Linked DNA regions of Mus musculus: regions 1, 2, 3 and 5 are each linked to region 4. Evidence: chromatin loops called from intact Hi-C (ENCODE). Cell type or tissue: heart. All regions are shown on one strand. Links, peaks and the distances in the headings refer to the core of each region. The heading gives the core; the rest is flanking DNA.

Region 1 (5,830 bases), core at 607-5,606, 69 kb after region 4:
CCTGTGGGGCGGTATGCAATGACTGTTCAGCCAGAACGTGCCTCAAAGTGCGGTCAATGGTTCTGCCCCTCCTTGGTTCCTAATAAGAGGCATGTGAAAGTGGGTTTTCCAGACAGACTTACTGCTATCTAAGCCACACCTCAGGAATTCCTTCCTCATATACCTGGGGTTGGAAGAGATGGGCGGGGAGCCTCCACTGGTCACTCAGAGGTGTTGGGTGTCTCTCCAATAGAACCTGCCCATTACTAGAATGAGATAAAGACCTGAGGTGGTGACCTCCCCCTCCTGATCTTCTCCAGAAGGGTGGAGAGAGTGCCTGGGTTTGGGGTCCAACTAAGATCAGCGACTGTCACACATGCAGGGGTGGACTAGCAGGGAAGGGGCACTCAATGACGTGGTTCCACCCGTCACTAAACACTGAGTCACAGAGATGGGTGAGGCTCCACCTGGCCCAACCTTTACCCTGCAAAGGCTGATGACATCCCAAAGGGAACCACTGCGTTTGTGGACTATGAGCAGAAGTTCCCTCTCGGAGGTGCTGGCAGTAGCAGAGAGTGCCTTATTTTGATCCAGACTTTAGAGTCTTCCCCCCACCCCCACCCCTGAAACAGGGTTTCTCTGTGCAGCCCTGGCTGTCCTGGAACTCACTCTGTAGACCAGGCTGGCCTCAAACTCAGAAATCCACCTGCCTCTGCCTCCCAAGTGCTGGGACTAAAGGCGTGCTCGTGCCACCACTGCCTGGCCAGACTTTAGAGCCTTAGCGCAAATCGTCTGTTTCTTCACAGCCCAAGACCAAGAAACCACAGAATAGACTGGAGCTCTAGGATCCCAGAATCCAGGGGCACAGGAAGAGAGATACATTCACACAGGACCTCGGGGGTCCCAACACATAGACCTGCCCAGCCATACGCAGCATCCAGGAGTCACAGCCCTGATCCAGATCTCACTAAACTAAAATTATAGGGCTGGGGAACACAGCTAATTGGAATCCAAGCCCCCAGGGGACTCAAAGCAAAGACCACACACAGTAAGGAACGAATTCTGCAGCCCTGGGAGGTAGAAGTACAGCCCACGTTTCCTAGAACCACAGGAGAGGAACATAGCTAGGGAACGAATGGTACTTAGCGCTGGGGGGTGGGGGATGCTGGGGAAGGGGGTCCAGAGTTCACCTCAATCTATCACCTCCACTTAAAGCTGAGATGGCCAGGGTCCTTTTGGCTTCCAGAGCCTCCCAGCCAGCCAGCATCCTGCAGGGACCTGGCCTGTTAGGGTGTCATGAAGGAAATGCCCCAGAAGGCAGGGGAAACCTTGGGAATGACCACAGGGAGCCTGTGTGCTCTGGTGCACTCACCAGCCGTGTCGTAGAGGTTCAGGGTCACCTCCTTGTTACCCACTGTCACACTAGCCGTGTACTTCTCAAACACCGACGGGGCGTAGTGCTGCGAGAGAGGGGGGGGGTCGGGTTGATCTTTTAAGGGGTGCAAAGGTGAGCTAACCATCCCAGACATATCCCTCCCCCCACGACTGTCTAACACCCTCACTCCAACCAGCTCGAACCTGGCAAACCACTGGGCTCAGGAATTCTCAAAGGGCTGCCTGGAGGAGACAGCTGAGACTCCATGGTCCAGGCTTGGGGCCTGGGTCCAGGTTGGGGTAAAGCCCTTGTTCCCTGCGGTCCCAAGCCCATCCTCACCCCTCCTGCCACCAAGCGGGCCTTACCTCGGGAAATGAGCCTTGGCAGTACACCATTAGCAGGGACGTCTTGCCGCAGCCGCCGTCACCTACGATCACTATCTTCAGCTCCTTCCTCGCCGAGCTGGGGGCGGCGGCTGGGGCCGGAGCACCCGGGGCGTCCATAGCCCGGAGCCCGCAGCGCTGGATGCTGCGCGCTGGCTAGAGCCCAGTAGAGCGACAGGGCAGGGGCGGGGTTACAGGGCAGGGCTACGAGGCTCCACCCACGGGCAGCTGGCGCCACCTCTGCCAGGCAGCCTCCCAGGTTCACCACCCTGTCTTAATTCTCCTCGGCTATGGTCCGGGGACCCCGGGTATTTGTCTTGCAGTCCCAGGGGAAATGAAGAACCTGAAGAAATGGATGCTGAACCGCAAGCGCAGTGCACCCCCACCCCCTGCTTAGTAGATTCGTGGTTTCTGCCTCTTCACAGAGACAGCCTTTAGTTGGCAAGCTCCGCCTTCTAGCAAGGACCCTTTGATTGGCCGGTCCCACCCCCACAGAGAAAACGTTGATTGGCGGGCTGTATCCTAGCACCCGGGTTCGCATCCAGCCCTTGCTGCTACAGCTTATCTTCCCACAGGTTGTAGCCGCGGTCGTTCGGAGAAGATGCCAAAAGGTGGGTTGTGTGTGTCCACATAGTCTGACCCTGGCCTTAGCCGGTGTGCAAATGCAGGAATTCTGCCCACCTACCCTGCCCACCCATTCCGTTGGCCCGTACTGTGGAGCCATGGCGCCCCCTGCCGGCGAATGCCTTCCGTCAGCAGCCTGTTTTCAGGGCGGACTCAAGATACTCGGCTCGGAAGGGCGACCCCAAACATGACAAGTCGCAAATGTGACAAGCCGAGAGCCCTAGTTGAGAATATCTGGACCTTCCGTAAACTTTGGAAACGGATAATCCTTGTCGCTACCAATAAGTGTTCTGGTGTCCGGTCTTTCACCCCAGGAGCTCCACTCTCATCCCCATTCAAATTGCTAGTACTCCCAGAACTACTAGCAGTACAGCTGGCTCATATCACTGCGACCCATGCTTTTCCTGTTACTGTGTGCCGCGAGTCCACCTCCAAAATCAGGCCAGTGGTCAAGCGGTAGGACCCCAGGAGACTGCCAGCAGTAGGCAGATCCTGAGGGTGAATATAATTCTACTAGAGGAGTTCATTTCTTCAAAGCAGTGTTGGCAAAGCTCTTGTCCTGGGCCTCACAATGGGGAGTCTTGATTTTCAAGTTCTCAGCAAACATCAAGAAAATTTTACTCTGTGGAGTAACTACCAACCTCACTCCTTGTTTCCCCGCCTCCTCCCCCATTGCGCCAGGAGACGCAATACACGGCTCCACCACCAGAGGACAGCAGCGACCGCCCGTGAAAACGCAAAGACAACAGGGTGGGTGGAAACCTGAACCAATCTCCAGCTGTTAGGGAGAAGCCCCTCTTGTCACTGGATCAACCGCCCATAGACAAATGTTCAGCAACTCACTCATTCCTTTTTTTGCAACTTGTTTATTGAGAAACAACCATGTTCCTGCCTGTGAGGAGCTCAGTCTAGAGGAGGCAGTATTGACGGAGTTCCCGGGACCAGTGAGATCAATTTCGAGACTACAGCTGAGGGGCCAGGAAGGTTGTGTTTGTTATATTGGGTACAGCTGTATAGAGGGCGAGCCAATAGAAGCTGGAGGGGTGCCCAACTTGGGCAAATGTACCGCAGCTGGAAAACCACCTTCAGGTTTTCAGTGGTGATGAGGGAGACAGGCCCAAGTGGTTGTCAAGGTAACGGGCTAAATCAGGGAGGGCCTAAGTGCTGGCTGAAGGGGGGGGGGGGGGAGGAGGAGGGCTGCAAAGAGACGAGACAGGACTCAATGGAGTGAGTCCTGTCAAAACCAGGCAGGAGAGGAGGAGCTAGGGCTATCTCTTAGTGGCCAGTGAGGGTGGCAAAAAATAAAAAATAAATAAAAATAAATAAAAAGGGAAGGACAATTTCCATTGATGTGCCAGAGGTGAGGTTCCTCAGAAGCACAGAGCAGGTGACTCCAGTGTGGAATAGCAATCACACAGAGAGAGGGGGATTGAGAGTGGGCTGGGACCCACTTACCTTTGCAGGACCCCAGGTTTCTTCTCTCAGACATCTTTTGGCTTGGCTCTCGACCCAGGAGGCTGGCTGGCTGCAGTTTGCCAAGGGGAGAATTCACTTCTAAGAAAAAAAACTTGTTCTACTACATATAACCAAGAGAGGGCTCCTGGCTTCCCACAAACTCCCCCAGACCTGTGTGGAGGAAGAGCAAGTCTGCAGGGAGGAAATGACCAAAAGCGACCAGCTCTGGGGAGGGTTCAGACAGCACACGGCCACCCCACCCGTTCCAGCCTGCCTACTCACCCAGCCCTACCTCAGCAGGAGGCTGGCAAAGTCCCAGCACTACCCGGCCTAGAGTGTTGGATTTGGACTCAACTCTGGTGGTGATGGTGGGGCTGGATCTGTAACTAAAAATAACCAGGAATCTAGCCAGCTGCTGGTGAGAGCCTCCTCAGAGGTCGGGCCGGGCCAGCTGAGGAGATAGGCGCGCGCGCGCGCACTCACACCCACCCAGGGTGGCTTTACTCCCTCATCAGCAAGATGTTCAGGGGGCCTGGGGCACTCTCCATTGTCCAGGAATTCCTAGAGAGCAGAGGAAAGCAAGAAATTGCTTCTGTGGGTTCTTGCCTCAAACCCCCCTCAGGGAGCTGTCAGGTGGTCACTGCAGAGACTAAAGCTCAGATCCAGGGGGGCAGAGGAGAACAGACTGCAGCCTTTAAGGACAAAGTACAAATTTGGGTGGGGGAGGCTAAGGCCACCACTCCCCTATTCAGAGGCCCCATAAATCAATTATTGAGCTATCCAAATGCAGATGGAACGGATAAGAGGGGGGAGATAAAGACTCTAGCAGAGGGGTGAAGCCAGGCTATCTTATCTACCTGGTTAGGCAGCCTGACCGCTCCAAGTCTCAGCTACTTAACAGCTCCAGGGAACAAGCAGAGGATGGGCTTAGTGATTTCTGGAAGCCAGGCGGAAAACCAGCGAACGTTGGTACAAAGGGATATACCTAGGGTCCTAACCTGTCACTAGGACTAGCCCGGACACAGCAAGACCCTCCTCCATCACGCGACAATTTAATAGCTCTGAAGGTTTTTGTTCAACTTTCCCTCCTGGTTCCCATTGGCACGGAACAATCCGAGAAAACACTGGGGGCCGTGGAGAGCGGGGATGGCGGGTCCTCCGACCCACCTCGGTTGCAGAGAGTCTAAAAAGGTCATATTCCAAACTTGGGCTCGGGGCCAGGTGGAGGAGCCGGAAGGGGCGGGGACACTGGAATCTCGTGTAGTAAATCGAGTACAGCCACCTCCCAGTTCAGGCAAGCCTTCTGCTGGCGTGGCCCTCTCTCTGCAGGCCAGAGCGGCTCCGCCCCACGCTCCGTGGGTGACCAGGAGGCGGGGCACCCCTCGGGGCCAGGAACAACAGCAGGACAAACTGCCCCACCCTACAGCCCAGGAGGTGATAAGGGGCCAAAGAAAGGAGAGAGAGAGAGAGAGGTGGAAAAGACCTGAAGTAGAGAGCAAGCCACAAGTTGGTCCCGGTCACTTCCATCTTCCCCTTTCAAGCACCACGTCACAGCTTAGCGCCTAATTGCTCCCTAAAGCCTGTAGCCCTCCAGGGTACAGCTGACACAGCGCGACTTAAATCAATTAGTGGGAGGCTGGAGGAGATAAAGACCCCAGCCAGATCCAAGGACTCTAACCAGAGCCTTTAGGGTTGATCAGTTGTGTTCCAAGGCTTACCAGGTATCTAAAGTATGAACGAGACCAACCTAGCAAAGCGCTCTTCTCCCCGCCCCCCTTCTCAATAGGGGTGAGGAGTTCAGCCTTCCCAGCAGAAAGCCAGCTCATCGACGGACTTGATGCCTGGCCCTCTGCACCAGCGGGAGCCACGGGACCATTGTGGAGCCTTGCTATACCAGACAGCTCTCTCTGGCAGTGATAAAGGCAGACAGCTGGCACGGGAGGGAGCCTAAAATAACCCAGACAGCTGGGCAAGGGGGTGTCACGGGCCCAGGTTCTGGGCTGAAAATCAAGAC
Region 2 (5,830 bases), core at 615-5,614, 110 kb after region 4:
AATACTATGTACCATTGTATTATAGTAACTTTTATAAAGCAAACCATAAATATACTGACTTTTCTTACAGCTACGCCGTCTCTCTTGCTCTCCCCCCCAGCCCCCCACCCCTGGCCCCTTCTCTGTGGTGAAAGTGCACCCTAGTCATGAGGGTGGATTGGCCAAGCTCAGGAACTGGAGGGGAAGGGGAGCTAGACCACTCAGAACATTGGGGGTTTGTTTGCTTTTGAGATTGTTTTATTCCCTAGCCCAGGCTGGCCTAGAATTTCTGTCTCCTGGCCTCTGCCTCCTAAAGTGCAGGGGCTGTAATCAAGAGCTACCACGCCAGACTGCCCATTTGGTCTCCACTTGATTTTGCCCTAAGTCTCAGGGTTAGAGGTTGGTTGTAAATTCTGACCCTGTCAGTGAGTTCTGAACTGAGACAGACTATAGTCAAGCTAGACGCCCCACCAGTTTTGGTTGGTTTGGTTTGGCTTGGTTTGGTTTTTTTCGAGACAGGGTTTCTCTGTGTAGCCCTGGCTGTCCTGGAACTCGCTATGTAGACCAGGCTAGCCTTGAACTCAGAAATCCCTCTGCCTCTGCCTCTGCCTCCCACATGCTGGGATTATAGGCGTGTGCCACCATGCCTGGCTTATTTTGTTTTGTTTTTTTAAGAGAAAAATTTTTTCTAGATAATTTTTCTTAAGCACTTTCTTAGGTATCTGGAGCAGCTGATGCTCTGTAATTAAGCAAAAATCGGTGTCATAGGCCTGTCATTCCAGTGACTCCAGAGGTGTCATAGGCCTGTCATTCCAGTGACTCCAGAGGCTGAGGCAGGAAGATCACAAGTTCAAAGCATGAGCTATGAACCTAAGCAACTTAGTGAGATGCTGCCTCAAGATAAACAGTATCAAAGCAGGCTGGGAAGTTGGCAAGATGAGACAGCGGGTAAAGGTGTGTTCCACCAAACCTCCTGACTTGAGTGTGATTCCCTAGAACTCAGGTGTCGGAAGGAGAGAATTGACTCCTGCAAATTGTCTTCTGACCTCCCCAGGTATGCTGTGGCCTGTTCTGGGTAATGGGGTTGGTCTCCAGGGCGGGGGTGGGGGTGTCTCTGAGAAGACAAACCCAGAACGAGGCTGGGCACGGTGGCACAGACAGAGCCAGTGAGCTAGATCAAGAACAGTCAAGCTGGATGTGACCTGAGCTTAGTTCTCAGAGCAAAAGGGGAGGGCAGGCTCCCGAGAGTTACCCTCTAGTCTTAAAATGCACAGCGGTGTGTGCCTACCCATCCACATCACACACAATAATAAAAATTAAAAACCCAGACCAACCTGGGCATAAAGCCAAGCGAGGTGATTCGTGCCTGTGATCCTAGCACCTGGGGATGCAGAAGAGGCAGGAAGATTTTTGAGTTTCAAGGCCAGCCTAGGCTACAAATTTAAGCCTAATTCATGTGACATAGTAATGGCCAATGTTTTAAGTGTGTTCGGTGTGAAAGCAGGAGAGAGAGAGAGAGAGAGAGAGCAAGCAGGCTCTCCTAGGAGACCCGTATTTTCTCCATTCATTAGATGTGGCCACAGGCACTGAGGGTAATCAGTCTGTCCAGCCAGGGTCACCAGGGTCATCTAGCTAGCAGGTAGCTGGTGTGGGATGTGGCCCAGACAACTGCAGGGTGAAAGGTGTGTGCGAAGGTGCCCATGTCTTAGCACCAAGGGCAAGGCCACAGACAAGGGTGTCTTTGTAAGAACCAAAACCCCCAAGTGTGTCTGTGAAATGGCTCAGCTCTCTAAAATGCTAGCTCAAGTACAGCATGACGGCACATGCGTGTAACTCTAGCATCCGCAAGGCGGGATCCAGTGGGATTTAGCTACTGAGCTGCCTGGTCTACATAGAGCGTTCTGAACTGGCCAACCGGGGCTTCACGGCTGTCTCAAAACAACCAAAACCAAAACAACAACAACAACAAATACTGACTCTCTGGTTTAAAGTCATACAGACAAAATATGTCCAGATGTGGCCCACAAGCTGCGGGCTGCAACCTTCTAGGTTAGAGAAATGTTTTTGCATGAGTCATGGAAATAGGGAGGTGTTTTTGCATCGGCTGCAGCCTGATCTGCTTCATTTTCTCCCACATTCTTTGTTTTTGTTTTGTTTTGTTTTGAATCTCAGCACGTCACAGAGACTGTCTTCAAACATCTGATCCTCCTGCCTCATCCTCTGGAGTGCTGAGATCCCAAGCATGCACCACCCTACCTAGCTTATTTCCCCGGTTTCTTAGTTCATGATCTTTGAAGCCCTGACTTTTCCTCTATTTGGAAACAAAACAAAACAAACCAGAATAGAAACCATCTGGATTCTCCCCCATGATACCGATACCACTTTGGATATATATATTTTTTTTTCCTTACAGAGATCAAAGTGTGCCTAGTTTTGCCATGGCGTGATACCAAACACCTTTGAGTCCCAGCCCTCTGGGAGATGGAGACAGAGGCAAGCCGAACTAGAGTTACAGGTTAGCCTGATCTACATAGCAAGGCCAGCCTGGGCAACACACTTAGCCCTCACCCCACCCCACCCCCAATCTCAAAAATAAAGTGAGCCTAACTTTAAATTGACTGCGGCTCAGGGAAGAGTGTTAGATTAAAACAAAAGGAAAAGGGAGCAAAGCCCCGCTCTGTCCCTGGTGCTGATGATGATAGACCCTCTTGGGTGGTAAGGTATGCTCAGTCTCTGGCCATTAACACTCTTCCCGGTTGCCTTATGTTTTTGTTGTTTTGTTTTGTTTTTCAAGCAAGTATGCACAAGGCGTGAGGAAACGCAGCTGTGAGGTTTGGGGGTTAGGGGGACTGGTGATTGCCACACTCAGGATGCAGGGCAGGAGAGGCTCAGAACCACTCGGGTCTGGGCTCTATCATACACACCAGGAACAACAATGCCTTGAGATTGCTGAGGAAGGACACCAACCCTAAAGTCCTTTGACCTCTTCCATGTGTTCCGAGTGATGCCATTAAGGAGGGCTCATCTTTAAAGGTTTTAAAGCCATCAGATGAAACGCTGCCACACTCCAACCCACCGCAGGACCCAGTTTGTTGTTTTTGTCTTTCTAGGATGGATCATACGGGCAGGGTCCCACTTAGTAAAAGTTCTTGCACCCTGCACCTGCATTCCCCATAGGGGCCTCAGTCAGCTTAGCGGTCTTGGTCTCCCCCTGGCGGCTAAGTGACGCCACTGCTCCTTGCGGGGCCCAAACACAAGACACAAACTTGGACCTGGGAGGGTAGCTTTACTCAGCAGGGAGGACTCAGGCAAGGCGGACTCTTGTAATAGAGGGGGCGTGGCCATGACGTGGGTGGAGCCCTGAGGTTCAGCCTTTCAGCCAGTTGGAGATGACTGATGTGTCCAGCACTTTGCGTGGTCCATGTGTGGATGGGGGCTTACATTCCAGACCTCACACCATTGGGCTCCAGGTCAGTGAGGTTGCCCCGTAGGGCTTGCTCCTCCTCGAACGCCTTGAACAGAGAGTTGAAGTTGCCCGCTCCAAAGCCCTGTGGCGTTGAGAGAAGGCGCGTGTGAGCTGGGTAAGATTTCGCAGGCAGCTGATGCTATCCTCTGGGTGCAAGCCGTACCTGGTGGTTGTGACGTTGAATGACTTCCAGGAAGAGTGTGGGCCGGTCCTGCATGGGCTTGGTGAAGATCTGTAGGAGGTAGCCTTTCTCGTCATAGTCGACTAGGATATGCAGCTCCTGGGAGGGAGACAGTGGGCTCTGTTAAAGGAAGGTAAACTGGACCTTGTGGAATCCTTGTGGGAGCCTTGGAAAGTGTAAAGGCTACTGCACCACCAAAGCCAATAAAAGACTCCTTTCTCCAGCTTTCTCCAAATATGCCCTCAGTCTAACCCACCCCCACGGCCATTCCAGCTTAGGGTCTGGCCTTTCTCCTAGAGCCCCCCTCCCCCCATTAGATGGCACGTAAGTGGAAACCCGGACTTTTTTCTTTGTTGCTGAGGAGAGTGTAAAAAAAAAAAAAGCCCGCTGCATCTAGTTTGGAAAAACAGCCCGGGAGTTTCTCCGAATGTTAAAACGTGTCGTCCACTCCAGAAATGGCTCAGTGGGTAAGAGCACTTGCTGCTCTCACAGAGAGTTTGACTGTGGGTTCACACACACACACACACACACACACACACACACACACCCAGCAGCTCACAGCCATTTGTAACAGCTGGAGGGGCTCTATACTCTCCTCTGGCCTCCTCCAGCACGTGGCCTGTGTACACACAGAGACACACACTCATGTACACTTTGTTGACCCAGGCCAGCCTGGTCTACAAAGTGATTCCTGGCCAGCCAGGGCGAGTATACAGTGAGACCCTGTCTCACAAATTTTAAAAAAGTTAACGTATTCCACGTGGCTTCTGTGCTAGTAAAAGCTGTCCCAAATAAAGCCAAGGCTGGGAGACGGCTCAGTGGTTGAAGCAGGTGTGAGATCAGAGCTCCAAGCCCTGGACCCCGTGTAAGTGTGAGGCTGCTGTGGTGACCCCTCTGTAAGTCTAGCTTCAGAAAGCAGAGATGGGGGAGGGGCCACTGGAGAGAAGGCCTAGCAGTTAAGAACACTTGCTACTCTTCCAGAGGACCCAAGTTTGGTTCCCAACACCCACGTCAGGCAGCTTTTTTACAACCACCTGTAATTCCAAGTGTAGAGGATCTGATGCCTCTGGCCTCTGTGGCCACTGGCACGCATGTGCAAACATCCACACATAGACACACTCACAAATATTTTAAGAAGAAAGAAAGGAAGGAAGGAAGGAAGGAAGGAAGGAAGGAAGGAAGGAAGGAAGCCAAGATTGGTCACATCAGTAAGCTCTGGGTTTGATTGGGGGTGACCCTGCCTCGGTGAATAAGTTGGAAGATCAAGGATGATTTCGAACACCAGCATTGGGCCTCCACAGGCAGACAGACAGACATACACACTCAGACTCATATGTGTGCACATACATATACATACCACAGAGAGAAAGAGAGAAAGAAAAATTAAAAATTTAAAAATTAAGAAAACAAAAACAGCCAGGTGTGGTAGCATTCGCCTTTAATCCCAGCACTCGGGAGGCAGAGGCAGGCGGATTTCTGAGTTCCAGGCCAGCCCTGTCTACAGAGTGAGTTCCAGGACAGCCAGGGCTACACAGAGAAACCCTGCTTCAAACAAAATAAAACAAAACAAAAATACAAAACAAAAACTCAATTAAATAAATGATAAAATGAGATGAAGAAACCTCCCAATGGTTTCTAGCCAAAGAAGAGAAATGGCCAGAATTATAAATAGCTGTAAGAATAATTGGCCTTGGGGGCTGGAGAGATGGCTCAGCGGTTAAGAGCACTGACTGCTCTTCTGAGTGGCCCTGAGTTCAATTCCCAGCAACCACATGGTGGCTCACAACCATCCGTAATGAGATCTGACGCCCTCTTCTGGTGTGTCTGAAGACAGCGACAGTGTGCTTACATATAATAAATAAATCTTTAAAAACAAAAAAAAATTGGCCTCAGACAAGCTGCCTGGCCTCTGTCACACTTGAGATGTGTCCGTCTTTCTGTCTCTCGCATACTTGAAGGCTGTGCCTGCCTCAGGGCCTTAGCACAGTTTACTCTCTTCTCCTATAGATTTCAGTTAAAGCCACCCATCAGCCTTTATCTGTTCCTCTCTGCAAAGCGGCCTCAAGTGGTCTGCTGTAACTCTCCGCATGGTACCAACTCTGTGTGTGGCCCAGTGAACCCGGGGTTCTTGTTCTTCTAGTTAAGCATTGAGCTGAGCCTCACCTCCAGGACGTCCATGCTCTCTTTCACCTGGATCTTGGCTG
Region 3 (5,830 bases), core at 588-5,587, 85 kb after region 4:
TGGATGCTATTTCTCCGATTGTGAGCGAGACCCTGCAGGTAGGTTCTTCCCTGCAGCTGCTCCCTCCGCTTCAGCACCTCTTGGCTTTAGAGACCTGACCACACCTGCTGTTGGTTCCCAGCTGATCTAAAAACCCTGTTTTCCCAAGATCTGCTGCACCAGTTCTCCGCTGGGATTGGCCCAGCATCCCTGAGTCCCTCCTCTGGTTCCACCCACCCTCCACCCATACTGGGATTCCCACAGATGCAGGCTGTTTTTCTATATGAATGTCAAAACATCGCTACGTTTGGGTCTTAGTGTCTGGTATCCGGGCACCCTCTGTACGTATTTCCAGAAAGCAGAGTTCAGATCCTCTTCCAGAACAGACTGGCTCCTCCACCCACGGTATACCAGGACACTCACCTAGCTGATTCCATTCAGCCACAGTATGAACTGAGGTGTCCCCCCCTCCCAGAGGACTGAAGTCTGTTTGCCTGCTGATCAGGAGGCATGGGGGAGGGGCTGTCACACCTTTTAAATATCTAGAATTTGTAAGGACAGTCCATCAAACCCAAGACCACAGTCATTGGTCACATCTCTGTGTCACACCCTTTAATGTCAGATGGCCTGAGGCTTGGGAAGGAAATAGCAGCCTATACCAAAACATCAGGGTCTTCTCTTTGTGCTGCCAGTATTAGGGACAATCCTCTATGTGTGCAGAGGGTAAACATCTATACTTAGGGATAGGGAAAAACAACAACAACAAAAAGAAACAAAAAAACCCCTGCGCACTTCCAGGCACTCCAGTTCTTTCCTTGTGATGGGAGGTCATGGGCTCCACACTCCCTAGCAGCCAAAGTTTTAGCGGGAAGCAGCTCAATTGCCTGGTTCAGCTCGGTCCTCCCTCCACACCCACAACACCCATGATCTCTTCTCTCTCCAGCTATCAGATGCTCTGAAGCGCCTCAAAGATGGCAGCCTGTCTGCAGGCTGCGGCTCTGGCTCCTCGTCAGTCACCCCCAATAGCGGTGGGACCCCCTTCTCCCAAGACACAGCTTACTCCAGCTGCCGCCTGGACACACCCAACTCCTATGGACAAGGCACCCCAATCACGCCTCGCCTGGGCACCCCTTTCTCCCAGGATTCCAGCTACTCCAGCCGTCAGCCCACACCCTCCTATCTCTTCAGCCAGGACCCCACAGCCACATTCAAGGCGAGGCGGCACGAGAGCAAGTTCACAGATGCCTACAACCGCCGCCACGAACATCATTATGTCCACAACTCAGCGGTGGCTGGAGCCACAGCTCCTTTCCGAGGCTCCTCGGACCTCTCTTTTGGGACAGTTGGCAGCAGCGGGACTCCCTTCAAGGCTCAGTCGCAGGATGCCACCACGTTTGCCCATACTCCACCTCCTGCCCAAACAGCCACGGCTTCTGGATTCAAATCAGCTTTCTCTCCATATCAGACTCCAGCACCCCCCTTCCCGCCACCCCCTGAGGAGCCCACCGCCACAGCAGCCTTTGGGAGCCGCGACAGTGGGGAGTTCCGGAGGGCACCTGCGCCCCCGCCCCTGCCACCCGCTGAGCCTCCAGCCAAGGAGAAGCCAGGCACCCCTCCTGGTCCCCCGCCCCCTGACAGCAACAGCATGGAGCTGGGTGGTCGGCCTACCTTTGGCTGGAGTCCTGAGCCCTGTGACAGCCCTGGCACCCCTACTCTGGAGTCCTCTCCAGCCGGGCCAGAGAAGCCCCATGACAGCCTGGACTCCCGCATTGAGATGCTGCTGAAGGAGCAACGCACCAAGCTGCCCTTCCTTCGTGAGCAGGACTCAGACACCGAGATACAGATGGAAGGCAGCCCCATCTCCTCCTCCTCCTCCCAACTCTCCCCGCTCAGCCACTTTGGCACTAACTCGCAGCCCGGCTTCCGCGGTCCCTCGCCACCCTCCTCGCGCCCCTCCAGCACAGGTCTAGAGGACATCAGTCCCACACCACTGCCTGACTCTGATGAAGATGAGGACTTGGGCCTGGGCCTGGGGCCTCGGCCCCCACCTGAGCCAGGCCCCCCAGACCCTATGGGTCTGCTAGGCCAGACAGCCGAGGTGGATTTGGACCTGGCAGGAGACAGGACCCCCACCTCAGAGCGGATGGATGAGGTACCACCATGCCTGTCTGTCTGTCTGGGATTGATTTTGTCTGTCTTGTGTTCTACTCCTGATACATTTTACTAGCTAAGATGCGGGAGCAACGGGACCCTGTAACGCTCCTCCCTGGACGCAGGCTAAGTTCTGAGCTCTGGCGGGGTTTTCGGAGAGACCCTAGGCTGTGCTCATGGTCCCAGGTCATTGTCTCTGTTAATGGCGCTGTGTGAGGCTGGCTCAACAAACACTCCCAGGTGTTCTTTCTCAGAGCCTGGTGCCCTGAAGAGAGGAGAAAGCATGCAGGTGGAGCGGTCCAGCAGTCCATCTGTCCATCTGTCTTCCTTTTCTTGGTGGCTAATTTAGGATCTAACGTTTAGGGGGAAGGGGTTAGGGTTAGCTTTGGAGGGGAACAGAGTGTAAATCAGATGAAGGTGTCTGCCCCCTACTCCTTCCTTTCTTCCCTCTATCTCATTACCCAGACCTCCTGTCTCAAGAAGTTTCGAAGCTGGGATGGTGAAGGTTCCACTGTCCAGGTTTTCTAGGGGAGAGGATCATTGTGTCATCTTTCTAAGCTCAACCCTGGGTCCTTGTACTAGGGGGCCCAGCACGCATTAACAAGTAGACGCTCAGATAAGAGACCCATGCACCTGTGGACACAGATTTGCGTGTCCTCCATTAGCCCCCTCTGGCTGCCTGCAAAGGAACTTTGGGAGTCAGGGGAGGAGGTGGGGCCGCAGATGGCTGAGGCTCCTGGGAGCCTGCTAGCAGTTCTGGGGAAGTGGTTTTCTGGCTTCAAGGGTCAAGGCAGAGGGAACTGACAGGTGTACTTGAGCTAACTAACTAGGCTGTAGGCCCTTCCCCCATCCCTCTTAGGCAGCCTAGGTTTGGCGGATGTTTATCATGCCAGCCACCTGGTCCAGGGTTGAGTCGCTGGAGGTCACAGGCCGCCCTAACACTCTCTCCCTTCCTCCCTCCTTCCCTCCCTCCCTGGGCATAAGAAGAGGAAAGCTGAGGCTGGGAAGGCTGGAGTCTGGACTGCTCCAGGACAGAATTATGGAGATGCTTCAGAGTAGAGCTAAGCATCAGGTCGGCCCTCCGGCGCCCCCTGCTGGAGGTCGGGAGAGCAGTACTTAGGTTCTGCTGTCTGGTAGTGCTTGGTGTCTGTAAGAGCTCTTGCCCCGACAAGGCTGAGGTAGAGAGGACCCGTGGGAAGGGACAGGATAGGCAGAGGCTGGTGAGTTTAAAAAAAAAAAAAAAAAGGTTTCAGCCCCAGAGCCTTAATTAGCTGCCTTGTCACACGGACTATGTGACCTCTATAGAGGAAGGTCTTTTCTCTCTCTAGTCTCAGTTTCCTCATCTGTTGAGTGGGTCTGTATGAGTCCTGCCTCACCATCTCCATGGAAACAAGGTGTCCCTTCAGTTTGCCTGAACTACAGGCACTGCGGCCAACTGGTTCCCACCCGCTGTGGCCAGGGAGGGAGGGGGCAGAGCCAGTTTGCCTGCGCCCCTGTGATTGGCTGACTATAGCAGCCGGGAGTTAACCCTCTGAGCGCTGCTCCACGGTGATGCTGGGTGCTGTCCGGAGCTGACGTTAGGGCATTCTTTCTCTTCTTGCTCAGCTTGCCTGGCCTGCCCTCCCAAGGGTACCTTGAGAGTGTGCTCTCAGGATGTGTTGTGTTGTGTGTACAGGGGGAGATGAGAGTCTAGACACTCCTTTCCCCAGCAGATGACTCCTCTGAGGCCCTTCTCATCAGGTGGTGTGTGACCTCTGACCTCCTGCCTTCTCAGCCTTCCAAAGCACCTACTGTCACTTAAGCTTTGTTTTCTTAATATTTTCACCCAGGGTGAGATGTGTGTGTTTGGGAGGGGGGGGCGGGGCGTCTGACCCACAGAGTCCCTTGCGGAACCGGAACTCATTTTTCTCACCTTCCCTCCAGCTCCCACCTCTAAACCATAGCAACTCAGGGCCTCTCTCCAGTTCCCAGGCTCAGATGCTAACATCTCAAAAGACCCAGATCTCAATAGACTCCTCCCACATCAAGTTTGGCCCAGGTTGTCCTTTGATCCCGCCCCTTTCCACCCCCCTTGCAGTCTTAGCGGAAGCTCTTCCTGGGGCAGGTGTCTGGTGTGTGTGTGCCCTAGCCCGGCTTCTTGAGGTCTGTTGTGGGATGCGACCACGCATGTCTGTAGCTCTCAGCCTTGCCAGCCTGTTCTAAAAGCCAAGGAGACTTAAGTGAGAAGATTGAACTGGCCCAGTGGGAGTGAGCTGGCCCAGCTCTGGAGCTGTAGAGCACTGACCTAGCAGCATGTCAGCTAGGGCTCAGTCCCTAGCACAAAAACAAACAGAAACCCCTTCTAATTGATGGGTCCTTAAGGCGGCTGCCTACCCCCACCCAGGCTGCCAGCACTTCCTCGAAGCGGGTACCTTTTGCACTAAGCCCTGCTGGCCACAGTGGCTGAACCCCAGGCTGGGGAGCCACTTCCTGTTTCAAATCCCCCGGCTGTGGCTCTTATTGGTTGCATGGTCTCCAGGAAGTTACTAAAGCCTTTACATGTCCTGAGTTCCTCCTTAGTAACAGTGGAGAGAACAGACCCCTCCGCCCAGAGTTGTTCTAAGAACTGGCCAATGCATGTAAATTTTCCTGGCACGTGGGAAGCATCACTGAGTGTTAACTCTTTCCTGTGATCTTTCAGACTCTCTCAGACCTCTGCGGGGTTCTCCCCACACCCTGTTCCCTTCTCTCGGCCTTTCCCCTTCCCCATGCTGAGATTTCTCATTCCGCTTACGTTTCACCTCCACCATTTTTTAGAAGTTCAGCTCCATACAAATCAAGACTTGTGGCTGTCTCGGTCACTTTCGGCTTCTCCGCATCTAGAACAGTACCTGGCACACAGGTGCCGCAGAGGGAATGGCTATTTGGATGCCCCTTGTACCAAAGGAGAAAAGTATCGTTTGGAATGGTTGACTGATGTGCCCGAGGTCTGGCCAGCACGCTGGGAGTCCCCCACACTGATCCCCTGATCCCCTGATCCCAAGACTCTGACTCCTTGGTGCTTGGAAAATGCTTACAGAACCCTCACTGCTCTCTTCCAGGGCCAGCAGTCCTCAGGAGAGGACATGGAAATCTCAGATGATGAGATGCCCTCGGCCCCCATCACCAGCGCTGACTGCCCCAAGCCCATGGTGGTGACCCCAGGGGCCGGGGCTGTGGCAGCCCCCAACGTGCTGGCTCCAAACCTGCCCCTGCCCCCACCCCCTGGCTTCCCTCCATTACCCCCGCCCCCTCCTCCACCCCCACCACAACCTGGCTTCCCCATGCCCCCACCTCTGCCTCCACCACCACCACCACCACCACCAGCCCATCCTGCAGTGACAGTGCCCCCGCCACCCTTGCCAGCGCCCCCGGGTGTCCCGCCCCCACCCATCCTTCCGCCGCTACCTCCCTTCCCACCGGGACTGTTTCCTGTGATGCAGGTGGACATGAGCCATGTGCTGGGTGGCCAGTGGGGTGGCATGCCCATGTCCTTCCAGATGCAAACACAGATGTTAAGCCGGCTCATGACAGGCCAGGGGGCTTGTCCCTACCCACCTTTCATGGCCGCTGCGGCTGCCGCCGCTTCTGCTGGACTGCAGTTTGTCAACTTGCCCCCCTACCGGAGCCCATTCTCCCTGAGCAACAGTGGCCCAGGACGTGGACAGCATTGGCCGCCCCT
Region 4 (5,830 bases), core at 376-5,375:
GGATCACAACCATCTGTAATAGGATCTGAAGCCCTCTTTGCTATGTCTAAAGACAGTTAAAATGTACTCATATATACTCATATACATACATAAAATAAATAGATAAATCTTTTTTAAAAGGAGAGAGAGAGAGAGATGCTCTTGCCAGGCAGTGGTGGCTCATGCTTTCAGTCTCAGCACTCAGGAGTCAGAGGTGGGAGGATCTCTGAGTTCAAGGTTAGCATTGTCTACAGAGCAAGTTCCAGGACAGCCAGGATACCCTGCCTTCAAAAACAACGAACGAAAGATGCTTTTATAACACACACTAGTTTTCATAGGGATATGTGTTCTTTTTTCTTAGTAGCATACCTACAGCTAAAAGTGGAATGTATGTGCCCAATAAACTTGTCAAATTGTTTTCCAAAGTGGCTGTGCTATGTTCCCCATTGTGTTAGCGACATGTAAGATTTTTCATTTTTATGTGCCTTAAAATGTATTCTTTTATATGTATGAGTGTTTTACCTGTGCACTCCATGCATGCCTGGTGCCTGTTGTGAGTTCCTGTGTGGGTGCTGGGAATTGAACTTGGGTCCTTTAGGAAGAACCCCAGGGCCACGTTTCCAGCTCTCCTCAGTCTTTCACAGGTTGGTCCTGCCTTTCACTTTGCTTGTGGTTATGAACTTGCATCTCATTGCAGTTTGGTTTGTTTTTCCCAAATGGCTGTTGATGCTGAACTCAGAATGTGTTTGTGATTGTTTTGTTTTGTTTTACTGTAGCTGTCTTCAGACGCCCCAGAAGAGGGCATCAGATCTCATTAGAGATGGTTGTGAGCCACCATGTGGTTGCTGGGATTTGAACTCAGGACCTTCAGAAGACCAGTGAGTGCTCTTAAACGCTGAGCCATCTCTCCAGCCCTTGTTTTGTTTTAGATGGGGTCTCAGCATGTCCTTAACTCACAGAGATCCTCCTGCCTCTGGCTCCTGAGTGCTGGGATTAAAAGCCCAGCCAGAATGTATTTGTTAAATGCAGGAATAAATGTAGGGATTTACAAATTAAATAGCCATATTAAATTTTTAAAATTTGTATTTATTGCTGGGTATAGCAGTGCACACCTTTAATCCCAGCACTTGGGAGGTAGGGGCAGGCAGATAAGTTAAGGCCAGCCTGGTCTACAAAGTGAGTTTCAGGACAGTCAGGGCTACATAGATTTTTGTCTTGTTGTTGTTGTTGTTTTGTTTTTTTAACACAGGGTTTGGGTACCAAACCTTTGCTATCCTCATTGGCTCCAAGGGTATAAGGTACCAGCACACACACTTACACAGACATGTCCACATAAGTAAAAGTAAAATAAGTAGTTTTTTTTTTTTTTAAAGTCAGGTGTGGTGGCACACTTGGTAATCTTGGTGTAGACAGGTGGCGCTAGGAGGAATCCTGGGGCTTGGTGGCCAGCCAGGCTAATTGTGTCTGCAAGCTCCAGTTCAGTTAGAAATCCTGTCTCAAAAAATAAATTCAAGAGTGGGGGCTGGGGGCTGGTGAGATGGCTCGGTGGGTAAGAGCACCCAACTGCTCTTCTGAAGGTCTGAAGTTTGGATCCCAGCAACCACAACATGGTGGCTCACAACCATCCGTAATGAGATCTGACTCCCTCTTCTGGAGTGTCTGAAGACAACTACAGTGTACTTACATATAATAAAAATAAATAAATTAAAAAAAAAAAAGAGTGGGGGCTGGAGCGATGGCTCAGTGGTTAAGACCACTGACTGCTCTTCCAGAGGGCCTGAGTTCAAATCCCAGCAACCACATGGTGGCTCACAACCATCTGTAATGAGGTCAGATGCCCTCTTCTGGAGTGTCTGAAGACAGCTACAGTGTACTTACCTACAATAAATAAATCTTAAAAAAAAAGAATTCGACTGGAAATGAGAATGCCCAGGGTTGACCTCTTGCCTCCATGTGCACCCACACCACACACACACACACACACACACACACACACACACACTATATCTGCATCTTAAAAAAAAAATCTTTTTTTTTTTTTTTTTGAGACAGGGGTTTCTCTGTGTAGCCCTGGCTGACCTGGAACTCACTCTGTAGACCAGGCTGGCCTTGAACTCAGAAATCCGCCTGCCTCTGCCTCCCGAGTGCTGGGACTAAAGGCATGAGCCACCACACCCAGCTTTTTTTTTTTTTTTTTTTTTGAGACAGGGTTTCTCTGTATAGCCCTGGCTGTCCTGGAACTCACTTTGTAGACCAGGCTGGCCTAGAACTCAGAAATCCGCCTGCTTCTGCCTCCTAAGTGCTGGGATTAAAGGCTTGGATCACCACCTGCCGTGAAATGACGTTTCAAAGGGAACAAGAAATGAGTTTGTTTCTTTTTTTCTGGTGCTGGGTCTCAATCTTAGCTTTTTTTTTTTTTTTTTTTTTTTTGTATTCAAGAATAAATTTTGTTGGTAGGAAATAAATTCTACAAAGTTACCAGCAGGGGGCGCAAGGAAACAAGATTTAAGCTTGTATCCTTATTTTAAAAACCCAGAGCCTAGCCAACTCTGTACCTTGCGGTTTTGTTTGCCTGTCTGTTTTTGATACAAGGTTTCATATAGCCTGACCCAGGGTGGCCAGGGACCATTCCAGATCTTCCTGCATTCAGGTGCTGGGATTACAGGCGTGGCCCACAACCTTGGCCTTGTGTTTGGAAAATATTTCTCTTGAATTTCCCGGAGGAACCTGCCGTTGTACAAAAGAACCCTCGAAATAGGCTTTAAGCAGAGAATCGTTCCTCTTGATTCTGCAGCAAAGACAAAATCATAGACGATTTAGTGTTTTCTCTGCTGCTCAGAATTTGCTTCCAGAGGTCCTGAGTTTAATTCCCAGCATGGTGGCTCACAGTCATCCGTAACGAGATCTGACTGAAGACAGCTACACTGTACTTATATATAATAATAAATAAATCTTGAAAAGAAAATGGGTATGAGTTTGTTTGGAGTGCTACAACTGTTAGAACGGGTCACCAGTGGGGGCTGTGAGGTCTGTGAATGTTCTAAAAAGCTGTGAAATGGGGATTTAAAAACTACCGTGGCCAGGCGTGGTGGCACACGCCTTTAATCCCAGCACTCGGGAGGCAGAGGCAGGCAGATTTCTGAGTTCGAGGCCAGCCTGGTCTACAGAGTGAGTTCCAGGACAGCCAGGGCTATACAGAGAAACCCTGTCTCAAAACAAACAAACAAACAAACAAAAACAAAACAAAAACAAACAAACAAAAAACCAAAACCAAACCAACCAAACAAACAAAAACCCCAACTACCTTCTAAGCCGGGCATGGTGGCGAATGCCTTTAATCCCAGCACTCGGGAGGCAGAGGCAGGCAGATTTCTGAGTTCGAGGCCAGCCTGGTCTACAAAGCGAGTTCCAGGACAGCCAGGGCTATACAGAGAAACCCTGTCTCAAAAAACAAAAAACAAAAACAACTACCTTCTGGGTTCAATTCCTAGCACCCACATGGTAGCTCACAAATGTCTGTGACTCCTGCTACAAGGCATCTGACACCCAACCTCATACAGACACACCTGCAGTCAAATCACCAATGTACATTAAAAAAAAAGAAAAAAGAAAAAAAAAACCTACCTTAAGGCAGGGTGGTGGTGGTAGTGGTGGTGGTGGCGGTGGTGGTAGTGCACACTTTTAATTTCCAGGAGGCAGAGGCAGGTGGATTTCTGTGAGTTTGAGGCCAGCCATAGTGAGTTCCAGGACAGACAGGGCTACACAAAGAAACCCTGTCTTGAAAAACCAAACCAAACCAAACCAAACCAACAAAACCCCTGCCTTAAAGGCAGAATTATTTTTATGCCACATGAATACTTTTTGATAAAGGTGTTATTCAGATACCCATATATATCTTCAAAGGTGTCATGGCCAGGATGAATAAGGAAAGAATGCTTTCACAGACCAGAAAGGACATGATACCTGATGTCATGTCTGCACCTGGAACAGAAGAGGACACCAGTGGAAAGGAACAGTCACATCTGAGTAAACACCGAGATTTAGTTTATAACAATCTACCAGTGTGATTTTTTTTTCTTTTCTTCTTTGAGACATGGTCCTATATAGTCCAGGCTAGTCACCAACTTGCTGATGTCTGTCCAGATGTTTCTTGGCCCTGGGACATTGTTCCTCCAGGGGCATAATGCCAGACTCCTCTAGAGTGAAGAAGGCTGGAAGATCTAGCCACTAGGTGAGTCAAAGAATTTCTTTATGGCCCGAGCCAAAACAGAAGGACCATGGAAGTTGGGTCTGTATATGATATAGTTAAAAAGTTCTAAATTGCCCGCCCCCCAGGCCTCCGCAGTACAAGCTGTCATGGCGGCCAGGCTGTTAAGCTTGTATGGTCGATGCCTGTCAGCAGCGGGGGTGATGAGAGGGCTCCAGGCTGCCCTCGTTCGCTGGGAGTCCTCCAGGGCTGTAATCGCCCTATCCGGTGTGGAGAAAAAGCGGCAACGAGAACCGACCATGCAGTGGCAGGAGGACCCAGAACCCGAGGACGAAAACGTCTACGCAAAGAACCCTGACTTTCATGGTTATGATAGTGACCCTGTGGTGGACATCTGGAATATGCGAGCTGTCTTCTTCTTTGGTTTTTCCATCGTCCTGGTCTTTGGGACCACCTTCGTGGCTTATGTGCCTGATTATAGGATGCAAGAGTGGGCCCGCCGGGAAGCTGAGAGAGACTTGTGAAATACCGAGAAGTCAATGGCCTTCCCATCATGGAATCCAACTACTTCTATCCCAGCAAGATCCAGTTACCAGAAGATGACTAATGGCTTACCGAGCAGGGCCTAAGAAGCATTACTCATCCGCTGCTTGTTATTTACCTGGTTCCTCAGAACACCTTATTAAAGGAATTGAAAGTAAAAAAAAAAAAAGTTCTAAATTAGCTAGACATTCATGCCTGTGATTCCAGTACTTGGGAGGTGGCAGAAGGCTCAAGAGTTCAATGTTGGAATGGGCTTAGCAGTGCAAGCCTTGAATCCCAGCACTCAGAAGGCAGTGGCAGGCCAATTCTGAGTTTAAAGCTAGCGGTCTATATAGCAAGTTCCATGACAAATAGGACTACATAGTAAAACCAGCAAGCTTGCCTAAAATGGGGCTTTTTTTTTTTTAAGATTTATTTATTTATTTATTATATGTAAGTACACTGTAGCTGTCTTCAGACACTCCAGAAGAGGGCGTCAGATCTTGTTACAGATGGTTGTGAGCCACCATGTGGTTGCTGGGATTTGAACTTCAGACCTTCGGAAGAGCAGTCGGGTGCTCTTACCCACTGAGCCATCTCACCAGCCCAAAATGGGGCTTTTAATTTCAACAAAACTACTGAGTAATTTTGAGGAAAATAATTCCATAAATTTATAAAATAGACCACTTATGTTAAATGAAATTTACCTGATCTTTTTCAGCGTATATGAATGGTCATATATCTTTAACCATTATTATTTTTGGTCCTACTACATTTTGGGGGGGGGTGCATGGTATTTTGAGATAAGGTCTGGGATACCAGGCTTGCCTCCCAACTCACAGAGATCTGTTTGCCTCTGTCTTCTGGATTCTGGAATAAAAGGCACACACCATCATGCTGGACTCAGGCTGTACTTTATTTAACTTTCCCTAGCATGGGGGTATTTGGGATGGTTCTAGTTTGTGTGGCTATAAATATCTTTGCAAAATGGCTTGGTGTTGTCTGTGGCACTATTTTGAGCAAGCACGTTTGTGGAAAGTGGACAAAGTCAGAGTCCCTGGAATTTCAACTTGACCTTGGACAGCTGTGCTCCCCAAAAGGACTCTGAGTGTTTTGCAATGT
Region 5 (5,830 bases), core at 215-5,214, 53 kb after region 4:
TAATGGACTAATTTACCAGAAGTTTCGAAATCAGTTTTTAGCGTTCTCCATTTTTCAGAGTGAGTGCTGGAATCCAGCTTAGTGGGAGGGACCTGATTTCCCGGAGATCTGCTCGCTCTCTTGCTTCCATTCTGGTCCGACCATGCTTTATCCCTGAGAGCAGAGACAGCTCAGACATGTAATGACCCAGCAAAGCACTGACCAGATTAGAAACCTCTGGACTTGGCAGTAGGCACTCGATATACGCTTCTCAGAAGGCAAGCTGTAGGGGATTATCCTGGGTGCAGCGGGCAACTTAAGACAGAAAAGAAGCAGCCCCATGCAGGGGGAACACAGCTGCTAAAAAATCGAGGCAGTCACATAGATGTATAGCTGAGGCAAATTATTAAAATTCAAAGTTGAAGCTGGTCACCAGGATGCTCTCGGCCTGCCCCTCTGCCCAGCCCACCCACACCCATCTGCATGTAAGGACAGAGGATTTCAGGGTATGATGCTTTCCTTGAGCCCGGGTACTATGCTCCCCCTGCAGGCTGCGTTCAGTTTCTACAGTACTATTACCAGAGGGGCTGTCTCTACAGACTGCGGGCCCTGGGGGAGAGGAACCACCTGGACCTCACAGTGGGTGAGTAGCTGGGCAACGGGTGGGTTTGGGAATGCCGGTCCACCTCCCTCCAGTGGAGGGACAGCATCAGACCTCCATGCGGCAGAGAGAAGCTGATATTCTTCACCCACTGGCTGCTCATAATTGATGGAGGGTACTGTTTCAGCCACCCCAAGTGTGGTAGCGACAGCGTTCTAGGCCCCTCAGTGCTGGGCCTCGACTCTACCCTTTAGAAGGCCTATCTTTCTGGTCTGAATTTTATAATATACACAATGATACAGTGTGAGGCCGGGTGTGGTGGGGCCTGTCAATAGTTCAGTTGGCTGAATTGGGAGGATCACTTGAGCCCAGAAGTTTGAGGTCAGCTTGGGCAGCAGAGAGACCAGACCGTATATGGTTTTTTAAACAGGCGTGTGCGTGTACACCACACACACACACACACACACACACACACACACACACACACACGTACTCTCTTCTTTCCTACAGAAGGGTTCCAATCCTGGATGTGGCGGGGCCTCACCTTCCTCCTGCCTTTCCTCTTCTGTGGCCATGTGAGTCCTTCTGTTTGTGGGTACCACTGTCAGGGATGACCCCTGGGAACAGGAGATCTTTGGGGCTCCCTTCCCTCATAAGGTGTCTGTCTCCAGTATCTGGGACGAGGTACCCATCCATGCAGATATCACCCAAACCTGGCTCCCCATGATGACACATTAAATGCCCGAACCCCACAGCTTCCTGGGGGGGGGGGGGCTGAGGGCTTCCCCGCTGCTTGTGGTCACGGCACAGGATGGGCCATTCTCCCTGAAGGAGAGGCAGGAAGCCTCAGGTAGCCCCCGGGACCCCCTTTCCTCAGGATCTGGGACCTGCCGTGTCCGAGACACTTGTGGTTCCACGGGATAGGCATGTCCATGTCTTGGGTCTGGGATGCTGGGGGGGTGGGGGGCGGGCCTGGTCCATCTCCCCGGCTTTTCCGCATGGACCTGCAGGGGAACTGACGGGTGAGGGGCGCCTGTCTCCCTGTCTTCAGTTCTGGCAGCTCTACAATGCCGTCACCCTGTTTGAGCTCTCCACCCATGAGGAATGCAAAGAATGGCAGGTATCGTGCCTCCCTCCCTCCCACCATGTGTCTGTCTGCCTGCCTGGCCAGAGGGAGCAGGGAGGGAGCAGCTGGGCTGCCCCGGGAGAACTCTGTTGAGTTCTAGTCAACTGGGAAGGGGTTCAATAGTGCAAGGGGGTCCCCCAGTGTCTCTGAATGAAGGGTCATCCCATCAAACCCTCTTCTAGAGCCCTACCTGATTGGGGGCCCACCTCATTCACCTGTTGCCACCATTTGCTCGACCACTCTTGTAGCTTGCCCGAGAGTCTGGGGTTGAGGCTCTCGTGGAGGGTTCTTTCCCCAGAGGAACTGACTTCTCCTCCTTCCTCCCCTGCCCTGGGCATCTTGGGATGCTGCCCTCTGGATGGACCAGGTATTCGTGCTGGCTCTCACCTTCCTCATCCTCTTCCTGGGCAATTTTCTGACCACGCTCAAAGTTGTCCATGCCAAACTCCACAAGAACAGAAACAAGACAAAGCAGCCATGAACCTCCGGACCCTTGTGCCACCTGGGGGCCTTGGGACCTAAGACTGCTGGGCGTTCCAGTCAGCACCCTGGCTGCCGGTCAGTGGTAGCCATGGGCAGCAACATCTCAGGGGCCAGCAGCATCACCGGGAGCAGGGCCAAGGCCCCGGTCCCCGGCGGACATGAGGAATGTGAAGGCCACCTGCGCGCGCAGTATTAACCTGTCCCAGCTCCCTATTTATAACATATTTAATATCGGGTCTTCCCTGCTTCCCTGGAATCCGAGGCCTGCCTTCCCTGGAGCTCTGTGTAATGGCCGTGGGCAGGCCTGTGTCTGTCTTTCAGGGAGGGGCCAGAAGCCTCAGGGAACCCCTCTCTTCCTACTCCTATCATTTGAATCCCTCACTGGGGTTTAGATGTGCCTCACTCGAGTTGGCTTTAGCCGACCTGCTACTTTACTGTGTCCCAGGCACCGGGAGGAATGAAACTTTGAGCATCCTGTGGAGCCTCCCCTGTCCTGGGCCACCACCTCTTCTGTAAGCCTCCCACAGCCCCACCTTCTGCGGTGGACAAATATTTAAGTTCTCAGAGAACCTACCTGTGTTGTCTCTTGCCTTGGTCTCCGGAACCGCAGGCCTGCTGGCCACTGGGGGAAAGAGATGCAGCCTCCTTGGGACCTCCATGTGGCAGGGTGTTAAGGACGCGGACGGCCTCCACCAGAGGGCGCCCAGCCTCTGGGTTGTTGGAGTTCTGGCGGACTCTTGGGTGCCTGAACCCTCCAGCCACCTTCATAGACTTGCTGAGAGTCCTTGGCATAGGAGCCAGGCCCTCCTTGTGACTGGAACTTCAGCCATTCGGAGGTCACCCATTCCCTTCCTCTCTTCATCTCAGAGGTTCTTTTTTGTACGGGAAGGGGAGGAGTGGAAGGGTCTAAGTGGGCTCAGCCCAGGGTGTGACCCTGTGAGGTCCAGGAAGCAGCAAGAGTGGAGGGGCAAACAGGTCCAGTTTGAGTGTTCTGTCCCTGCCCAGCCTGCTCAGACCCAATGTCACGGCTGGCCGCCTCAGACACGTTTCATTTGGTCCTCACAGGACTTACTTTAAAATTCTTTAGTTATGTGATAAAAATGAGAACTCGCCTCCTCCATGGTGAGATTCGACATAATCCAGATTTCTGTTTACCTTGCAAAAACTGGGAAGGCCTGGCAACATTCCCAGAGGTCAAGAGCATTTACCTGCCCCTGTTTGCCGCAGCCCGCCCCTCCCTTCATGCCTGCCCTATTTCTGCCCTTGGTCTCCTGTCCCCAGATCACCTGGCCTATCCTTTGCAGGCACCTGGGATCGCCTCCCCTTAAAGCCCAGAAGATGAGTATCTTAGGCTTTGTGGACTAGTCCTGTGGCAGCTTCAGCTTGCACTTGTAGAGCAAAAAGTGCCATTACATGATGGTGGCTATTCAATAAAACTTTATTTACAAAACCAGGCAGCCGGCCACATGTGGCCCACAGGCTGTGGGTTGCTGACTGCTGCTGTATCCCACGATCTGTTCACAAGGCCTTGGGTTCTGAGAGAACAAGAGGTCCTTGTTTGGCTCCGCAGGGGACAGCAGGGGCTTGGAGCATTTGGGGAAGGGGACCAAGTCAAGTGGTGCTGGGGCAGGGGCCAGCCAAGGCCATGGTTTCTTCTCGGACTGTGCCTTCATCTTGGAGGCGCTAAACCTACCTGGTATACCACGTAGGTATTGAACAGTTGTGACGTCCAGGAGGAGTGCCAGGACTCAAGACTTTGGCTGTTGGAGATAGTCAGCAGGCTAGTTCTGAGAAATTGTCCAGCGTGGACAGGGGTGGCCATGTCAGTTCTGGAATGAGGCAGAGGTAGGCTACTCCTGAGCTCCACATCCAGTAGAAGCAGAAACTGAGTGGACCAGTGAGGAGCTTGACTGACTAATGACCCATTTTCAGGTGGGCCATAGTCTAGGGAGAGCCCATTTGTCTGAGGTCCCCAATGGTGGGATGAACCCAACCATCAGGAGTTTCCAGTAGTCGGCTGGGGAGTTGGAGGTCAGACCTGGAGCAGGGGTCAGATGAGTGGCCTGGCTGGCCCGAGTATATTTTGACATTTTGAGAGATTGTTTCTTCTCACTCTGAACATGCATCTCAGGCTGTGACCAAGCCCGAGACAGAAGTCCTCGGTGTGGTAGGAAGGGAGAAGCTGGTGCCAGACCCACGTCCGGCTTGATGCCTGTGTTCTCCTGATAGGCTGTGGTCCCCAGGTTCCTGAAGGGAAGCAGGAAGGGGCTGGAGGATGTAGCCGAGCCTATCTCAGGAGCTCAGGGAGACTGTGACAGAAACAGTGGGCTTGGGACTCTCGTGAACAGCGTTGTGTACCCATGCTTACCCACAATTCCCCGGTGCCAGTTCTGAGTTTCAGGCATAAATTGGTTTGGAAAGGGAGAGACACGCATGGCTGGGGGCAGAGGAGCTGTGACAAGGACCCTCCTGTGGCCTGGGACAAGTGCCAGTCATGAAGTAGAGGAACATTGGTGGGTCTGGCACCCTCATTCACTAGTGCACTACAGCCTGAACCCAAAGGGGCCATTCCAGAATGTTCTGAGAGTCCCCAGATGCCAGACACTGTAAGACCCACTGGGCCTGGGTCCCTGGCTGTAATAGTTCCAGTCAGGCCCTCTGTCCCCAGGGTCACAGCAGCAGGCAGATCCTGTGTTTTTTCTGTCTCTGCGCTTTCTTCAGGGCGCTGAGGGCCACCTTGGCGGCTTCCCTGAAGACATCTTCCACATTCTCCCGAAACTTGGCAGAACATTCCAGATAGAGTGCACCTCGCATCTGTTCACAGGCATTCAGGCCCTGGGGTCAGAGGGGGTGGGGGGAAGAGGCAGTGTTAATTAGGTGGGCAGGGGTGGTGGTTTCTGGGGTCTCCTGACCCCCCCAGAGTCTTAAAAGTTTGGGGCTCACTCTGGAGGCTCTCCAGAGTTGGTGGGAACCCATCTCTGTTCCAGCACTGGCCAGTTTGGTGTTCACATGGCTGGATGCAAGAAGCCCACTCGATGGCCCCACCTGTTCCCTTTTCTCCCCAGCTTTCAGCAGAGAGGGGCGCGGAATTCTGAGGAGGCATAGAGGGCTAGCTGCCACTCATGTTCCTGTTGGTGCAATCGTGGCGACTTGAGTGTGCTGGTGATGTAAAAATCTTGGCTATACTATCATGAGTATCTGTCTTTGATGTGAGACAGGGCCTCACTGTGTAGCCCTGGAACTCACTTTGTCAACCAGGCGGAGGGCTGGGGTTAAGGCTGGGTGCCACCATGCACAGTATTTAACCCTTGTTTGCTTCAGCTCCCCCCAAAGCCTGGTAAGACACTCCAGTTAAGAGAACGACCTAGGTGGTTTCCGGCTGTGGCTGTTCGGGGATCGCGAACCTGGGCTATAGATGTTCGAGGATCGCGGACTTGGGCTATGGCTCTTTGGGGATCGCGGACCCGGGCTGTGGCTGTTCGGGGATCGCGAACCTGGGCTATGGCTGTTCAGGGATCGCTGGACCCCTGACCCACCTGTGTGTAGGTAATAGGCTCCAGCTGAGCTGCCCGGAGTTTCCGCAACTGCTCCTTGTCCTTCCTCAGGTCTGTCTTGCAGCCGATGAGCACCGTGGGGATCCC

Evidence for each region. Peaks named below come from ENCODE experiments on the same cell type or tissue, not always from the same donor. Only the 100,000 strongest peaks of a DNase experiment are listed, where the experiment ranks them.
Region 1: it touches region 4 in a loop (6-fold over the local background); 19 of 42 quality-filtered maps call a loop at or near these places.
Region 2: a loop joins it to region 4, with 6 times the contacts of the local background. A loop is called at or near these places in 32 of 42 quality-filtered maps.
Region 3: it touches region 4 in a loop (4-fold over the local background); 18 of 42 quality-filtered maps call a loop at or near these places.
Region 5: it touches region 4 in a loop (4-fold over the local background); 28 of 42 quality-filtered maps call a loop at or near these places.

The regions. Positions count from the first base shown.
Region 1 is chr5:123,130,516-123,136,345 of GRCm38, forward strand. Rhof (ras homolog family member F (in filopodia)) reads right to left here and starts at 2,114. Exons shown (of 5, transcript NM_175092.3): 1 at 1,720-2,114; 2 at 1,352-1,439. The coding sequence starts at 1,857. In heart, for the core only: CTCF peaks have their summits at 2,463 (motif pointing left), 3,092 (motif pointing right) and 5,145; DNase peaks (open chromatin) are centred at 2,296, 3,066, 4,166, 5,156 and 1 weaker place; H3K4me3 peaks cover 4,379 bases; H3K27ac peaks cover 4,292 bases.
Region 2 is chr5:123,168,562-123,174,391 of GRCm38, forward strand. It overlaps Hpd (4-hydroxyphenylpyruvic acid dioxygenase), which reads right to left. Exons shown (of 14, transcript NM_008277.3): 12 at 5,790-5,830; 13 at 3,609-3,725; 14 at 3,246-3,527. The coding sequence ends at 3,417. It overlaps Setd1b (SET domain containing 1B), which reads left to right. Exons shown (of 17, transcript NM_001040398.2): 17 at 1-69. Among named protein-coding and RNA genes, the nearest start is that of Hpd, 11 kb to the right of the region's middle. In heart, for the core only: no CTCF peak of the experiment used is centred there; a DNase peak (open chromatin) is centred at 3,330; H3K4me3 peaks cover 870 bases.
Region 3 is chr5:123,146,625-123,152,454 of GRCm38, forward strand. Setd1b (SET domain containing 1B) reads left to right here. Exons shown (of 17, transcript NM_001040398.2): 5 at 1-38; 6 at 923-2,131; 7 at 5,211-5,830. Among named protein-coding and RNA genes, the nearest start is that of Setd1b, 7.3 kb to the left of the region's middle. In heart, for the core only: a CTCF peak has its summit at 3,225 (motif pointing left); DNase peaks (open chromatin) are centred at 3,217, 3,587, 4,287, 4,577 and 4 weaker places; H3K4me3 peaks cover 2,313 bases; H3K27ac peaks cover 1,829 bases.
Region 4 is chr5:123,061,907-123,067,736 of GRCm38, forward strand. It overlaps the pseudogene Gm6444. Among named protein-coding and RNA genes, the nearest start is that of Tmem120b, 11 kb to the right of the region's middle. In heart, for the core only: CTCF peaks have their summits at 2,470 (motif pointing right) and 5,162 (motif pointing right); a DNase peak (open chromatin) is centred at 2,605.
Region 5 is chr5:123,114,571-123,120,400 of GRCm38, forward strand. Tmem120b (transmembrane protein 120B) reads left to right here. Exons shown (of 12, transcript NM_001039723.2): 8 at 1-59; 9 at 530-622; 10 at 1,091-1,155; 11 at 1,632-1,700; 12 at 2,074-2,875. The coding sequence ends at 2,187. It overlaps Rhof (ras homolog family member F (in filopodia)), which reads right to left. Exons shown (of 5, transcript NM_175092.3): 4 at 5,726-5,830; 5 at 3,610-5,024. The coding sequence ends at 4,860. Among named protein-coding and RNA genes, the nearest start is that of Rhof, 15 kb to the right of the region's middle. In heart, for the core only: CTCF peaks have their summits at 525 (motif pointing left) and 2,867 (motif pointing right); DNase peaks (open chromatin) are centred at 2,881 and 4,441; H3K27ac peaks cover 834 bases.